2 separate regions of the Homo sapiens genome follow, and region 1 is linked to region 2. A link is a contact called in ENCODE Hi-C or POLR2A ChIA-PET data. All regions are on one chromosome and are shown on one strand. The core of a region is the stretch at or near the end of the contact, and the rest is flanking DNA. Distances in the headings are between cores, read along the strand shown. Region 1 overlaps PPP2R5E (protein phosphatase 2 regulatory subunit B'epsilon). Region 2 overlaps PPP2R5E (protein phosphatase 2 regulatory subunit B'epsilon).

Region 1 (2,930 bases), core at 346-2,845, 42 kb before region 2:
CTATAGTATCGCTTCTTACTCATTACTTTTTCTTTTCTGGTTTGCATCTTAAATATTCTTCTAGAGAGTCTCTCTCTCTCTTTTTTTTTTAATGAAGAGAGTTTTTGTGTAATGTAGTATAATAAACATAGTTTTAAAGGTAGAGATTTATGATTATGGCTTGCTCTGGTTAGCAGGAAAGGTGTTGCTTTGGACAGAGCATAGTCTGTGAAAGACCCATGAGTATCAAAGGTGGCCAAATGCTTTGAAAGACTCTGGGCATAAGGTTCCTTTTCTGGTTTTATTATCAATCTTTTCAGTTGTGACTGAGAGCTGGCAGTGTCTGGCATGTAGGAGGTGTGGAATAAGTGTTTATTGAATGAATAAATATGATATTCAGATATAAAGATTTAGTGGGGTCTAAATTTATTGGGTAGTATTTATTTGATTAGATTTGGAGAGCGGAAATAGTATACAAACATTAAGTGACTTTTGGTGCAGTCTTGACAATAAAACAAACTCAGTTTCCTGTCATATCTGGGGCTTAGACTGGACAGACATTTGCTGGTTCACAAGAATTGCTGCTGGCATTAACCTGACACTTTGCAGCTCTCCTTGAAATATGCCGTAGAAAACATTGGGCTGGAGCCCAGGACCTAAAGAGCATAGTACCTTTGTGTCTGGGGGATGTGCAAGTGGAAGAGTGAGCTGCGGGAGAGAGTGTGATATTCTAGTCCTTTCTCTTACCCTGGCCCCTCTTGCCTTATAGGGATTCATATCAGCTCAGAGGCCCCAGTTCTGGCTCATCACAATTAATGAAAGATGAGCGCTATATAAGTTTCTCCTCTGGTCTTCTGTGTAGTTTCCCTTCCACTCAGATGGACACCCAGGCTCTCTTTATTTTTGTTTGATGTGTGTTCAGGAAATATAAAAAGCTTATTTTAATTCTAACTTTAAGTAAACAATTAGAAAGGAAAATTTCTGTTTGTTGTTGCAGGAACCCCTCCCCACCTCTATCCCCTGCCTCCCAAGCTCTACAATCTGTTCATTTGTTTTTAATATGCAGGAAGTGAATTTTAGGTTCTCCATGTTTTTATCCCTTCATTAGTGTGTATAATTAAGAGGTAACAGGATTTGATGTGGTTTTCCAAAGTTTTATGTAACATGAGAAGCACACTTAGTGAGTGGTTCATATTTTTGAAAGATTGTACAGTATTTGAGGGGAGATTTTCTTTTACCGGAACCTCATTTTCCAAGTTCTTCATTTTGCTGGGCATAATTTGATAAGACTTAGTCTATCCTTGTCCTTTTTACTTGAGGGCGATGCAGTGTGTATTTTGAATACACCAGTGCATGATCCTGAGGGGCCTTTCTTTGGTGAGTGTATCTTCAGAAACAGAGATAATCAGTATCCATCTTCAGGAATTTTCTTTCTTCCTGAAGACTCATTTCCACATGTCAAGTATAAACTAGGCCTATAAACTCTAGTGAGTGGTTTCATTTAACCATCCAAACAGTTTCTATTTCAGTTCCAAAAAAGGTAATTTTTCCCCCCCAGCCATTAAATAGCTGGGGTTTTTTGGTTGTTGTTGTTGTTGTTTTCTTGGTGGGGGGTAGGGGGGTGGAGAATGGGGTTTTCCACTGCTGCTGTTGGTTCTCTTTGGTGATAGGTGATGAGATGTTTCAGAAATCAAGCCATCTTCATACTAGTTGTTTAAAACTCAATATATAATACTAATGTTAGGTTTTTACAGAGTTTGGAAAGCTTGTGACAGAACATTTATAGGTAGGGAGGATTCTACTTAATTTATAGAGGTAGCTTGGAAGATATGTTTTAGTTTTCAAAATTACAGTATGTGACAATTAACTTTGTTTTAAAAAATTTTTTATTTTTTATATTACATTAGTTATTATAAGTAACAACAAGTAATTTGGAAAAGAGAAATGGCCTAGAAGGAGATACGAGGAAACTTAACACTGGTCATCTTTGGGGAATAGGAGTGGAAGTTTTCACTTTCTATCTTAACATTAAAAAAATTAATTAAAAACAGAAGGGTAGTTATGTGTCTCAAATCTGCCTTTCCAATTAATAGAAAGTAACAACTACTGAGAAGAAAAATGATATCTATAAACATTGGTGATCATCACATTAAGCCTTTGTATGATCACTTACAGAGTCTACCAGAGACTTTCAATACAGCATAAATGCTTTTACTCTTAAGTATTATTTGTGGTATGTATGTTTGTCCTTCTATCCTTCCATCCACCCATCATCTATCTCTACCCATCTATCTGTATCTGCTAAGGAAGAGAAGTGCAGCTTGGTTTCTTTTCTATAAGGAAAGAGCGTAACTGTTCCTCTATCTAGATGATCTTGAAAGAGCATATTATTTTTGATGTTTGGCAAGAGGGTAAAGTACTTAGTAATTTTCAAAAATGGTGTGTGGGACATTGAAAAGATACATTGTATTGGTGTGAAATCTTTTATTTTCAGTGTTCTGAGATTCTTTTTTTTTTTTTTTTTTTTTTTTTTACCGCAGAGTCTCGCTCTGTCGTCCAGGCTGGAGTGCAGTGGCACAATCTCAGCTCACTGCAACCTCTGCCTTCCAGGTTCAGGTGATTCTTCTGCCTCAGCCTCCTGACTAGCTGGGATTACAGGGGTGCACCACCACGCCCGGCTAATTTTTTGTATCTTAGTAGAGATGGGGTTTCACCATGTTGGCCAGGCTGGTCTCAAACTCCTAACCTCATGTGATCCACTCACCTCGGCCTCCCAAAGTGCTGGGATTACAGACGTGAGCCATCACACCCAGCTGAGATTCTTATCTTGGTAATTTTTTGCACAGAGAACTCAGCTCTCTATCATACTACATTTTAATGAGCTACACGGTGATTTATGACTTGTGCTCTTTCCTTTTCTAATCAGCTCATCAACACCATACCCATTCTAT
Region 2 (2,756 bases), core at 24-2,523:
CTATTCATGCTTCCTTTCTGTCCCATCACTAGCTGAAAGCAATTCAACCTAACTGGCTTTCTAATTGACCTTAGGCTGTGCTGGTGATAATACAGGTTTGAACTCTCAGTTAGACTCCAAATCATATGCAAGTTCAACAAATGTCAGGTGTTCAAAACAAAATGAAACAACCAAACTTCTGTGTCATTACATTTTCCTGAACAGTAAATTAAATCCAAACAAGGTTGAAGTCTTGAAGTAAGCCAGCTTTAGTGCAAAGGAGAAGGCTGGAAGGTTAGAGAAGACTTTGAATCATCTTTTGAGAGACTTAACACTAATGTAAAGGGGTCCTTTATTTTATTTTTTTTTGAGATGGAGATTCACTCTTGTCACCCAGGCTGGAGTGAAATGGCGTGATCTCAGCTCATTTCAACCTCCGCCTCCTGGGTTCAGCCGATTCTCCTGCCTCAGCCTCCTGAGTAGCTGGGATTACAGGCGCCTGTCACCATGCCCGATTAATTTTTGTATTTTTGGTAGAGATGGGGTTTTGCCATGTTGGCCAGGTTGGCCTTGAACATCTGACTCAGGTGATCCACCTGCCTTGGCCTCCAACAGTGCTGGGATGACAGGCATGAGTCACTGTGCCCAGCCTAAGGGGGCTTTTAAATATTAACAGAAATAACAGGCCAGCTGGAGAATCTTTCTAACCCTTGGTAGTTGCATTTTGCTTGGTACAAAGAGGAGATAGATGACAGAATGCTTGTCTTCCTCAATCTATGTTAAAGAGTCTGTTAGGAAGATTAGGAAGATTAACCCTTCCAGATGGTCCCTCCAGTGTACGTTGTAGATATTAGATGAAAACAAAAATGATCAGTAGTGATAAGCCAGCTCTCATTAGTCTTTAGCAGAGGTGGGATAGTGTACAGGTGCCAGATTGTGGAGGTCTGAAGCTCAGCAGGGCCCCCTTTCCAGCTGTGTGATGGTGGGCAAGTTGCTAAATATCTTTGGGCCAATTTTTATATGTAAAAATAAGGTTGGTAATACCTACCTCACAGCATTGTAGAAAGGATTAAAGGAGTTAATACATGTAAACTCCTTATAATAGTGACTGCCACAGAGTAAGTGCTTACTAAGTTTTTACTATTATTATGTATACATGATATGACTGGGAAGGGATGACTCATTCAAGATTTTCAGAAACTATTTATTGTGAAACAGGAAATGGCTCTTTAGAATGCGTATCTTTTTCTAATACCTGACCTGTCTTCAGTGACTCTTGTTTATTTTGGGTTATTCATTCATTAATTAACAAGTGTATTTTGACATTGCTTATAGTCAAGATCCTGAAAGAGTGTATTGTCTGTAGGAGATCATGATATTTTCAATAGAGGATAGATTCTGAAAACTTGTGAGAGTTGTATGAATGAGGTTCTTCTGGCCCATCTGGGTCTATGAACAATCTATACATAAGACATCTGGTTTTATCAGAAATTTGAAACTTACGCATTTTTATGTGTACTCTCCATTCTCAAAGAGAGCCTGGTGCGTGTTTTTGCAGATTTATGTAATATGAGAGTTTCTGGAATCTAGATGAATGTCATTCAGAGTGGTCTCTCTTGAACTTGCCCCACTTGGCTTTTTTCAAAGAAATGTTGTCATCTGCATGCTATGCTTGCTTTGGACTTCAGGGTGGGGTAAAAAATGGCTCAGAAGCTATTGCTTGGTCACCTTTGTAATATCAGGGTGCATTAATGGTACAAGCAAGCAATGTAGATTGTCAAAATTTCAGAATTAGACATTTTATCTTTTTATTAGGATGCTGTAATTTTTTTTTTTTTTTTGTAGAGACGGAGGTCTTTCTGTGTTGATCTTCCCACCTCAACCTCCAAAAGTGTTGGGATTATAGGTGTGAGCCATTGTGCTCAGCCACGTTTTTTTTTTTTTTTAATCTGTTGATAAAGGCTTGTTTTTATGATCCTGTGAAAGTAGATTAGGTGTCAATAGAGTCTTCAGATAATTTGCTTGTTTTATGCTGGAAATTCCTATTAAAATTATGCAATTGGATGAAGCCATTTTGTTATTGTCACTATGAAGTATTTTTTAATAATATAAATATGTTCTTCCTAGAGATAACCCCTTAACCCTTTAGTAGACAGGATAATCAATCACCACATTATCAGAGGGCAAGTCGGTTTTTTTTTTTTTTTAAACTTATGGAAAGGTTATGAGTGCAGAGTGTGATTGTGGAATACTGTGTGCCTTGGGGTTGGAACTGGGCTATAAGTAGGGAGGTAGGAGGCTGGATGCAGGGGCTCACACTTGTAATCCCAGCACTTTGGGAGGTCCAGGCGGCAAGGATCCCTTGAGCCTAGGAGTTCAAGACCACCCTGGGTAACATAGTGAAGCACTGTCTTTACAAAAACTACAAAAATTAGCTAGGTGTGGTGGTGCATGCCTGTAATCCCAGCCACTTGGGAGGCTGAAATGGGAGGATTGCTTCAGCCAGGGAGGTCGAGGCTACAGTGTGCTGTGACTGTGCCACTGCACTCTAGCGTGGGTGACAGAGTGAGACCTTGTCTCAAAAAAAGTGGGGGGTGTGGGGAGGTAGGAGATGAGGAGGACAAAAATCATTGTTTATTCTTTATAATCCTACTGCCACATTTATCTGTCCAAATAAATGGAGAGGAGGAAGTATTTCATTTTGGTGTAAAATTATCCCTTCTGGTTCTTTGTAGTGAAGTTGTTTTTACACGTTAGCCATTGACCCAGAATAATAA

The links. A loop is a pair of places that touch in the nucleus more often than their neighbours do. ChIA-PET counts read pairs that join two places held with the same protein, here RNA polymerase II (POLR2A). Pooled maps may share reads with other maps.
Region 1: a loop to region 2 is called in a map of natural killer cell, with 3 times the contacts of the local background. The contact joins two enhancer-like sites. A Hi-C loop is called at or near these places in 3 of 168 maps with a recorded cell type or tissue (endothelial cell of hepatic sinusoid, naive thymus-derived CD4-positive, alpha-beta T cell and natural killer cell), 13 of 37 single-sample maps with no recorded cell type and 13 of 50 pooled maps. POLR2A ChIA-PET finds 5 or more read pairs at or near these places in 9 of 52 experiments (A673, Caco-2, GM12878 and 6 more).

What each region holds. Positions count from the first base shown.
Region 1 is chr14:63,511,661-63,514,590 of GRCh38, reverse strand. All of the region lies in intron 2 of PPP2R5E (protein phosphatase 2 regulatory subunit B'epsilon), which reads left to right. Among named protein-coding and RNA genes, the nearest start is that of PPP2R5E, 30 kb to the left of the region's middle. RefSeq lists an enhancer at 1,413-1,702. Within about 2 kb of position 1,595, at least 2 of the 41 ENCODE cell types and tissues checked have a DNase peak (open chromatin) inside an H3K27ac peak, as active enhancers do.
Region 2 is chr14:63,469,893-63,472,648 of GRCh38, reverse strand. The region is part of intron 2 of PPP2R5E (protein phosphatase 2 regulatory subunit B'epsilon); the gene reads left to right. Among named protein-coding and RNA genes, the nearest start is that of PPP2R5E, 72 kb to the left of the region's middle. RefSeq lists an enhancer at 915-994. Within about 2 kb of position 1,273, at least 6 of the 41 ENCODE cell types and tissues checked have a DNase peak (open chromatin) inside an H3K27ac peak, as active enhancers do.